Linked DNA regions of Homo sapiens: region 2 is linked to region 1. A link is a loop called in an ENCODE intact Hi-C map of the cell type or tissue named here. Cell type or tissue: Calu3. All regions are shown on one strand. Each heading gives the region's core, and the rest is flanking DNA. Links, peaks and the distances in the headings are about the cores only.

The links. A loop is a pair of places that touch in the nucleus more often than their neighbours do. Peaks named below come from ENCODE experiments on the same cell type or tissue, not always from the same donor. Only the 100,000 strongest peaks of a DNase experiment are listed, where the experiment ranks them.
Region 2: a loop joins it to region 1, with 12 times the contacts of the local background. A loop is called at or near these places in 5 of 110 quality-filtered maps.

The regions. Positions count from the first base shown.
Region 1 is chr2:57,698,992-57,704,212 of GRCh38, reverse strand. LOC101927235 (a long non-coding RNA gene) reads right to left here and starts at 2,991. Exons shown (of 3, transcript XR_940113.3): 1 at 2,599-2,991. RefSeq lists enhancers at 1,420-1,919, 1,920-2,421. In Calu3, for the core only: no CTCF peak of the experiment used is centred there; no DNase peak of the experiment used is centred there.
Region 2 is chr2:57,546,725-57,551,945 of GRCh38, reverse strand. No RefSeq gene overlaps it. Among named protein-coding and RNA genes, the nearest start is that of VRK2, 500 kb to the left of the region's middle. In Calu3, for the core only: CTCF peaks have their summits at 1,916 and 2,139; no DNase peak of the experiment used is centred there.

The DNA.
Region 1 (5,221 bases), core at 1,282-3,781:
AGAACTCAGATATTATGGAGAAAAGATTAGCTATTCTACTGTGCCTTATTCAAATTCCAGACCTACAAAATGGCAAAGGTAACCAACTGCTTGTTGGTTATGTTTTAATCCCACTAAATTTTGGGGTGGTGGTTATGCAGCAATAAATATCTGGAACAAAGGGAAATAGTATCGTGTGACTGCAAGTCCAAGGTCTCATTTTAAAATTTAAGACATTGTCTTCTTTTTTCTTTTATCTTTGCTCCTGTCTCCATTACTCCTCACTGAGAAAACAAAAAAACCTACCCACTATTGGTTTGCTGTCATTTAAATATCCTTGTCTCTGATTGATCTTCTACCCATAGGTCATCAAAGTCTGTAATACTTTCCCTGACAATCCATGTAGATTTTGCTTAAAATTAAAAAAAGTTTGCATACGAAGTAATCAATATTATGCTTTGGTTTTACTCTTAGAAGTTCTACTTTCACTCACCTGGTAAGCCTAGAAACAAAGAAGCTATTATGCGCATCATACCCAGGGTTTTTAATTTTAAATGATGACTTTATAGCTCAAGCACATGCCAAGGGAGGAAACAAGGCAGGTACATGGCCACAGAGAGCTTGCTGAGTATGTGCGAACAACACTTGAGCACATGTCTAGAGGAGTGAGTCTGTTAGAATGTTAACAATGGCATTTTCTGTTTTCACTTAAGTGGTGGTTCATTTAGGAGGTACTTTTCCCAAAGGAACAATCATTTTTGAGACTTTAAAATCTCTGAATAGTATATTTTCACTCAACCAATTCTCATAGCCTTCTGTAAAATATCACAAAATCTCAGAGTTTATGAAGAAGGAATATTTTGTTTTGTTGCAATTTCCTCCAAAGAGAGAAAAAGTAAACACGCATGGTCTTAAATAGTGTTGTGCTGTTTAAAACTCTAACTTACAACTAGTGAAGAAATATGGTTTCCTATAATCATAAAGCTTTTACCCATAGGTAATTCCATTTTTAAGTGTTTCTGTAGAGAACATCCCTCTCCTTTCCTTCAAATTTTCATTCTCCTTATCTTTTGATTGATGACCAAGAATGGCATTTAGTTTAGGAATCCCAACTAATTACTATTTTTCAGACACCAGATACCATCACTTTTTTTGGTAGTCCTCAATTTAAAATTATATTTATTTCTAAAATTTTTAAAATTTTTAATTTTGGGGTACATAGTAGGTGTATGGGGACTTGTATTAAATATTTACTTTGATATTCTCTTGAGACTCCACTCATGCACACACACAATTTCTCTCTGCCTCTTTCTATATAATCTTTCTCCCTTTCAGCTATCAATCCATTTATCCGTCTATGTACTAGATTGCTGGAACTTAGCACCCTCTTCCAAAAACTCAGTTTTTAAAAGCCTCAAGGAGGTTCCTCATGACAGTTCACAAATCAGTCTATCATCAAAAATCATCATTATGCATCTGCCATATTTTTTTTCTTTTACTTAGGTTCTGATTGGATGTCTTGGAGTCTGAAGTCCAATTTAGGGAGTTTCAGAGTCACTATGGGGATACAGTTGTTCATGAAATGCCTGTGACTAGGTCATGGGTGTTCTCTCAATGTTTTGTTCTTCTGATGGTCCAGGTCAATACCTATGCTGTCATCATTGACATCTCTCTTTCATGACACAAATGCAACCTATAAGTCAATTCTGATTGCTTTAGTGCAATATACTACCACCTTGGGACTGTAACAATAGCAGCTTAGCCAGTCTCCCTGCTTCTATTCACCACCAATCAGCCAGAATAACTGTATTTTATTTTTTAACCTAAGTGATATCATGTCCTAGTTCTTTTACTGGGAATAGAAGGGCCTTCCAGCCATGCCTCCGCCTGGGACCAGGCCACTGACTGGTCTGGTGCTGCTCTCCCCTAGCCACATTGTGCTCCCTAGCACCAGGCCTTTCTGCATTTCCTCCAGCTGCCAAGTGCTCTCCCCTCAAGCGTGCTTTCCTCCAGGTATGAGCAGGGTTCACGCTATCTCTTCCTTCAAATCTCAGTTAACATTTCTCTGTATTAGGTAGACGACCCCAGCTAGATGCGTTCTTTCACTACCACACCATTCCCTCTTGGATTTATTTTTCTTTACAGCATTTTTCATTACTGAATGTATTATACTCTTTCTTATAGTATAACATACTATGATATTTAAGATATACTATCATTATAACATATTTTTATATAAATATACATGTACCATATAAGATGATTACATACTATTTTTTTTTAACTCGGTAACTGCCTTAAGAACAGAAAAACGTGTCTTTTTCATTTTTACATTACCAACAGCAAAAACAGGGACTATCATAAAGTAGTTGCTCAATAAATACTTGTCAATCAAATGAGCTTATAAACAAATGGAAGTCCCTGATCTTCAGAACGCCAAACCTGGGCTCCGATGGGTGTTTAGATGAGAATGGCCCTCTTCTCAATTCCACATGGTGTCGCTTGGGACCAACATATTGAGCTGTTTATCCCAAGAATATCACAGTCTGTGATCTTTGCCTCTCCCAAACCGATAAACATTTACAAACAAAACCCTAGTTCCTTCATGTTTGCACACACCCCTTGTCACAAGAAGAATTTAAATCAGCTCATGTGATTCCTTTTTGTCCCCATACATTCTTTCTAAATTCTTTCACCAGTCATTTCTCCCTGCATACACATTCTTGTCAAAACTTCTCAGGCCTACATGCGAAAGAGAAGCCTCATATTTTACATTCTTTTGCACAGAAGAAACAGTAGGGGGTAGAGAGACGTTTCCTTTTGGTAGCTGCCTCTGAATTTAAGCAGTTGCCCAAAGGAGAAGAAAAACCTGAGCTGTGGGGTTGGGGAGGCAAAATAGAATCTCTTTGCATTATTGGTTCACAAACTACTCATTACCTAACAATCTGCTTTATCTCTCTTGAAAATATAGTACCAATGTTACCATGATGTTAGTTTTCTACAACACCTTCGTTATTAACAACATAGTATTTCATTTTCTAATTCCACAGTGAAATTTATTTATTCAACTCTCCTTTTGCTGTTTAGGCTATTTTCAATTTCTTACTAGTGCAAACAAAATTGTCATGGATATTTCTGAGACTAATACTGGCTCAAGGGTTTGGCACCTTGTTAAAGTTAATAATTACCCACCAGGATTATTAAAACAATTTGCACACTTAGCAACAATACTTGAGAAGGCCCATATCTTGTTACCTGCACAGAGCTCTTTTCAATCTTTTTAATCTCTGAAAGTAATAGGCCCCCAATGGCATCTCATTGTTTTTTAAAATGTGTATTTCTTTCATAATCAAATTTTAACATTTTATATTTAATAAACATTCAGATATCCTATTTTGTGAGCCTAATTTATGCCCTTTGACCATTTTGACCATTTATCACTCTCTCTTTCTTTTTTTTTTTTTTTTTTTTTTTTTTTTTGAGATAGTGTCTCACTTTGTTGCCCAGGCTGGAGTGCAGTGGTGCGATCATAGCTCACTTTAACCTTGAACTTCTGGCCTTGAACAAGTGATTCTTCCACCTCAGTCTTTCAAGTAGCTAGGACCACAGGCACAGGCCACCATGCACCACTAATTTAATTTTTTTTTTCTCTGTAGAAATGGAGTCTCCTTATGTTGTCCTGACTTGTCTTAAACTCTTGGCTTCAAGTGATCCTTCCACCTTGGCCTCCCCAAAACTGGAATTACAGGTGTGGCTGACTGCCATGGTTACTACTTGAGACTATCATTACAACAGTTACTACTGATACTGCTTGAGACAGTCATTACGAGACTGAAGGAAGGAGGACGAATGTAGAAATAAAAACTTAAGACAAAAGTAACTATTTTAAAGGAAGGGGCTAGGGGAGGAAGAAGAGGGCTCTCTGCTTCCAGTAAGCAAAGGCAGCAACCTTGAGCTTCCACAGCCCTTTGTATTTATTGGGTAGAAAGAGCAGGGAGGAGGAGGTAATGATTGGTCAGCTGCTCGACTGATCACAGGTTCACATTATTGCTAACAGGCTTCAGATGTGCCTAATCAAAAGAAACACTTGTGCCTGGGTCGTGACTGCCCTCAGCATTCCTTCTGGGTGGCAGAGGCAGTTTGTCCGTCTGCCAACATTCTGCATTTATGAGAACAGTTTGCTGTTTACTCATACAGCCTCCAGTGGTATACTGGGTTGATCACGACCCTTACTCTTTTGGCCTTCAACATATAGGTGTGAGCCACTGTGTCTGGGCATTTTTCTCTTCTGGTATTTGCTTTTACTTTTACATTAAAATAAACAAATAATGGTCTTTATGAAGCATGTTAGATATTTACAGGTAGCAGACAGTTTATTCAAGTTTTACTTTTGTCCTTCTTGTGTCCAAGAGTGAGATGACTCTTTCCCGGGGTCTTGGAGGAACGGTGTATATGAACTGCAGGTTAGAACCTGTAGTAGCTCATCTGATACCTAGGAATTTCTTTTGACGCTTTCTAGGGTTGGAATCTCATAACATCCTCTCTCCTTGATGTTGGTACATCCTTCAAAGAAAGTTTTTTGGTAACTTTTCAAGGGATAATGGGATAAAAGAAAAAATATTTAAAAGGGCACATTGGATTAATTTTTCTCAGCTTTGAATATATCAAAAGATTTTCATTTTCTCCTTTTAATTTGGTTGGCAATTTTTAACTATGGCTTCATTGTTGTCTGACATCAAGTATTGCTGTTTAAAAAGCCAATTACATTCTGAGAAGACAACATGAAATGATTGGTCAATAAGGCAGGACACAAGCTTAATCGCTTCCCCCAATTTGTTATATCTGTGAAGAGCCAGCTTAGCTTCTGAGCTCCTGGTATAATCAGCTAAGGCCTCTGTTGTAACTGCATCTCAATTCAACTTCTTTATCTGCCAGATCTGCAGCTTGCATTCCCTCCCAGGTGGTGTTTTATGAGAGTATGCCCTCATAAACTTCCTGTATGCAAATCTGCACGTGAGAGTCTTTCTTAGAGCACCAGACCTAAGACAATTAGTCCCAAGAGAGGATCAAGAAAACAGATCCTAAATTGGAATGCTGAATCATCAGTAAATGGTAGGTAACATCACTGGTGGTAGATGGAGTACAGATAGGCTCTAGCACACTCTGGTGATGCAGTTGTTAAAACTTTCACCAGTGGTGACCTGGCATGGAAAACCAGGAAAGGAATTAATTGGCAGATGCA
Region 2 (5,221 bases), core at 868-3,367, 150 kb after region 1:
GTTTGGCTGCATCCCTACCCAAATCTCATCTTGAATTGTCATTTCCATAATCCCCATGTGTCGTGGGAAAGACCTGATGAGAGGTAATTTAATCACAGTGGTGGTTCCCCTCATGTTGTTTTCCTAATAGTGAGTGAGTTCTCATGAGATCTGATGGTTTTATAAGGAGCTTTTCCCTCTTGTGCTTGGCAGTTCTTGCTATGGCCATGTGAAGAAGGAAGTGTTTGCTTTACCTTCCACCATGACTGTAAGTTTCCTGAGGCCTCCCCAGTCATGCTGAACTGTGAGTCAATTAAACCTTTTTCCTTTATAAACTACCCACTCTTGGGTATGTCTTTATTAGCAGTGTGAGAATAGACTAATACAGTGACTATTTACTTTGAAATAGTGTAGTTGTCTGACAGGTTTTTCCTGCCCACTGCGCAGACAAAACCAATTTACTGAGACCATGGTCTTGCAGTAAAGAAAGAGTTTGATTAACACTAGGCTAACCACAGAGAAGATGGGGGAGTTATTATTCAAATCAGTCTCTCCAAGAAGTCTGAAGATAGAGTTTTAATGGATAATTTGGTGGGCAGGGGCTAGAGAATGGGTACTGCTGATTGGTTGGGGATAAAATCATAGAGGTTCTCATGCACTAAGTCTGCCTCTGGGTGGGGGCCACAGGACCAGTTCAGTCATGAGTCATGGATTCAGGTGGGATTGGTCAGTTGCCAGAATGCAAAAAAGCATGAAAAACTTATCAAAAGACCAATCTTAGGTTCTACAATAGTGATGATATCTATAGGAGCAATTGGCGAAGTCATAAATCTTGTGACCCCTGGTCACGTGACTCCTAAGCAGTAAGGGATTAAAGAAATTATGCCTCCATTTTAGCAGAGTTCCAATTCCTCCCATAATCCTAATCTCATGGCCTTTCATAAATTTTCAGTCCCTGAGAAAAAAGAATGTTAGTTTTATGGAAGCAGTGCTGTCATTCATGCTTCAAAAGTAAACCACAAAATAAGTTCCTCCATGGGCTTGGCCCATACCAGGAATGCATCAGGATAGCCAGCCTATGAGGCTAGATGCAAGATGAAGTCAGCCATGCTAGATTCTCCTCACTGTCATAATCTGCAAAGGTGGTTTTAATCACTAATAGAGATAGAACATCAGCCTAGATTGACAGGGTTGGGCTACATCCAGGACACATTGCTTCCCCCAAGTGCTAGTTCTGGGAGAACATGGTACACTTGTTTAGCATCAGGAAATTGTGATTTAAATTATTGCCTCTTCTTTCTCCTGGAAAGTGGCAATTAATGCAAAGTGAGAAGTGGTATGCTCTACTGCAAATTAAAGGAACAGAAAATTTGAGGATAGTAGAGGGGGAAAAATCTCTGGTTCTTAAGTTAGAAGGGAGGAGACAGGTATGGGAGTTGAGAAAGCACTTGAGTCAGGAAGGGAAGAGAAGAAGAAATTAGTTTTTGTTGTGGTTTTTCCTTTGCATTTGCAATGTTTTAGTAGTGGGCCTATGACTCACTGTGTTAAAGACCATTCATATGTATTCTCAATTAATATCAAGACAGCTTTGAGGGTCACACATTAATATTCCTATTTTACAAATCAGTAAACAGATGTTTGGTGATGTTAAACTCCTTGCTGGAGATAAACAATTAGTTGATGAAGGAGTCAGAACCCAACCTATGTCTCTCTGGCTCCAAGTGCAGACTGCTTCCATTAAGTATATTTGTTGCAGGAAGTAGAAAGGATCACTTCACTGCCTAAGTCTTGGTTTCCTCATCTATACAGTTGGGTAATAAGATGGATCTGATTGTGTTGTGAGAAGTATTTTGGAATGGTCCATGGGAAAGACTCAGGACAGGGCATATCACAAAGCTTAGTGCATGACAGTTGAAAGTTTGCAGTGATTGATTGCAGCAGAAGATTGTGGTTAAACCTGTGGCAGGTGCTTTGTCAGGAAGTAAGACACCTTCTGGAGCATTGCATCTTCTCTTTGTCAGAACCACAGACAGTAACCCTGTTTGCAGGCAGTCATCTTGAAACCATGTTCGGAATTACTCCGAAGAGGAAGAATACGAGATAATATGAATGAAATAGAGGAAACCCATCCCACTACTGGAAAACCAGTTTAAACCACTTCCTGATTTGGCTCAGTGCTGTCACTCTAGAGGAAGGATTTTAGTGGAGCACGTATTCTAAAACCGGATTATTTATAGCTACTACTCAGCACCACCTACTGGTAAGCTGACAGAAAACAGAACTCAAACTATGCAAGGCTAAAAAAAATTGAGCACATTAGTATGAAAAAGTCAAATTGCAGTAGGGAAATGGTTACAAGAGACACTGTGCATCAACATAATAGAACAACACATAGACCCTATAAGATAGAATCCACAGAAACATGGAGTTTGAAATAGTGAATATTAAGTTAGATTACAATATTATAAACAAATATGCCAAACATGTTTTCATGGAATTAAGAAGGGAGAGAAAGAAAAAATACACCCATATTGATGAATTTAATTTTTTTCTTTCAAATTTGCTATTTTGTACATTAGTCACAAGCGTATTCTTCAAAAATAATCTGTAATAGAGGACAATTGTACTGAAATGTATTCAATAGATAAATAGACAAAAATAGAAGTGATCATATATCTTATGTACATTACATTATTTTTTCTCTCCAACTTTCTATAACCTTATTTTTTAAAAGTAGAGACTTGTTTAGATTAAAAAGCTAAAATATGCATACAGTAAACAACAAATCCAAACTTTACTGAAGTTATGTAATAGTATGTCTCCCTGAGCCCTAGGATCTAAATCTAACGTGCAGAAATTTATCAGGCTTAGAAGTTCTTGCTGATACTTCTAAAATGTTTCTATGAATATACAAACGTGTGTGTGCATGCAAGCAAGCACGTGTTTGTGTGTGTAATATATCAGTTTTTTTCTCTCACATGTGGGACCATATTAAACAGGTTGTTGTGTATTTGTCATTTTGCTGAAAATTGTGTATTAAAAAGGCTGTCTTGTAGCTGTGTCTTGTTCAGGTGTCTCTAAGACTTCCGTAAGGCCATTGAAGCATTTCAACCTTATATAAAAGGTTGGCTAGTACAAAAAGATGATGAATTTAGGCAACGGAGCTATATTTAATAAATGCCATTTTTAGGATTCATGTCGAAAGAATTGGCGAGTTCTTTAAATTTGGTTTTGTTTTTATCAAAGAAATACTTGCATGGAGTATCACTGATCAAATAGTTCTGCAAGGCTCATAGCCAAAATAAGTAGTCCTTTTACTGTACTTTGCGAGTCATACAAACTCCCATTCCTCAGAGGAGGTAATTTTTATCATTTTTAAAACTTTTCTAGATTACATACTTTCTTATTTCTATGTAGGATGCTTGTGGGCAAATTTTACATTTAGTGAATTTTATGGAATATCTGTTTCTTTTCTACTGTGCAAAATGAAGACTCGTGAAGCATCTTTCAGCCCTCTTTCCAAACACACAGGCACATATTCTCTAATACAATCAATAAAGTTACATCAAATATGGCTTGATCAATATTCAGTGTGTGGACCCATTTGATCGTATATATATTATCTGCAGATGGGACTTTTTATGACTTGAGAAAATCTGGATTTACACTATGTTATGTAGAAAAGAGTATTTTATTTCTTGCTTTCCTGGAGTTAATAATTACCTCTTTTTAACCTTTGCTTAGGTTTCTATCTACCTATTAGTAATTTCTTTCTAAATTCTCAAACATTTGAAAATCTTCTCTCTATATATTCAAACACATCAGTTCCTTCCTTCCTCTTTTTTCCCTTCCTTCCTTCTTTCTTTCTTCCCTCCCTCCCTCCCTCTCTTCCTTCCTTCCTGCTTTCATTTCTTCCTTGATTTCTTTTTTCTTTTCCTTCCTTCCTTCCTTCCTTCCTTCCTTCCTTCCTTTCTTTCTTTCTTTCTTTCTTTCTTTCTTTCTTTCTTTCTTTCTTTCTTTCTTTTTCTTTCTTTCTCTCTCTCCTTCCTTTCTTCCTTCCTTCCTCCTTTCCTTTCCTTTTCTTTCCTTTCTCTTTATTTTTTCTCCTTCACTCCTCCCTTCCTTCCTTCCTCCCTCCCTCCCGCCTTTCCTTCTCTCCTCTCCTTCCCTCTCCCTTTCCCTTCGCTGCCCCTCCCCTCCCTTCCACTCCCCTCCCCTCCTCTCCCTTCCCCTCCCATCCTGTCCTCTCCTCAGCTTTGTTCTCTTCTCTCCTGTTGCCCTACTCTAATTTGAATGGGCCTGTGGCACAACTGTCATTCTGCAAACGTTCTACAGATTTTCCCTTGCTAGAGCACCTGGATTCTGTGTCTTACACTTTTTTGACTTATGCTTTCATTTGGGGAATAAATTGTTTAGGAACTTCCAAAGAAAACGTGCTTGAGTGTTTTTGTTTTTGTTTGAAATTTGATAACCTGGCTGAAAGGAACTTCTAGATCATAAATCATTTTTCTCAAAACTTTGAAAGCAATGTACTCTTGTTTTCTAGTTTCTAGTGTTTTCATTTTTACTTGTTTTTGTTTTGTTTAGAGATTTCTGAAGCACTTTTGACTTCTTACCTTGTGCATGTGACCTCCTATTTCCTCTTGAAGTGCTTAGGATCTTCTTTTTGTATTCAAGGTTCAGAACTTTCGTATTTATGTGTCTCAGTGTGGTTCACTCTTTATTCTTTTTTGCAAACAATATGGTGGGTCTTTTCTTGAAATATTTCTCCAACAATTGTACTTATTCAATTTTGTTTATCTTTTCTCTTTCTAGAATTCTCTTCTTTTTATATTAGATCGCCTGAACCAACTTTAGAATTTTCTTCTCTCCTTGCAGTTTCTTCTTTTCTTTCTTCTTTCCTTTCTTGCTTTTTGTTTTTGTTTTTATTTTTTTCTTTTGAGACAGAGTCTTGCTCTGCCACCCAGGCTGGAGCGTAATGGCATAATCACTACACTATTTGTAAACCTGAACTCCTGGGTTCAAGCAATTCTTCTGCCTCAGCCTCCTGAGTAGCTCGGACTACAGGCACACACTACCGTGCCTGACTAATTATTTAAAATTTGTTTGTGGTCTCACTGTGTTGCCCAAGCTGGTCTCAAACTCCTAGCCTTAAGCAATCCTCCTGCCTCAGCCTCCCAAATCTCTGGGATTACTAACATGGGCCACAGTGTCTAGCTTCTTTCTTCTTTCTTTTACTTTT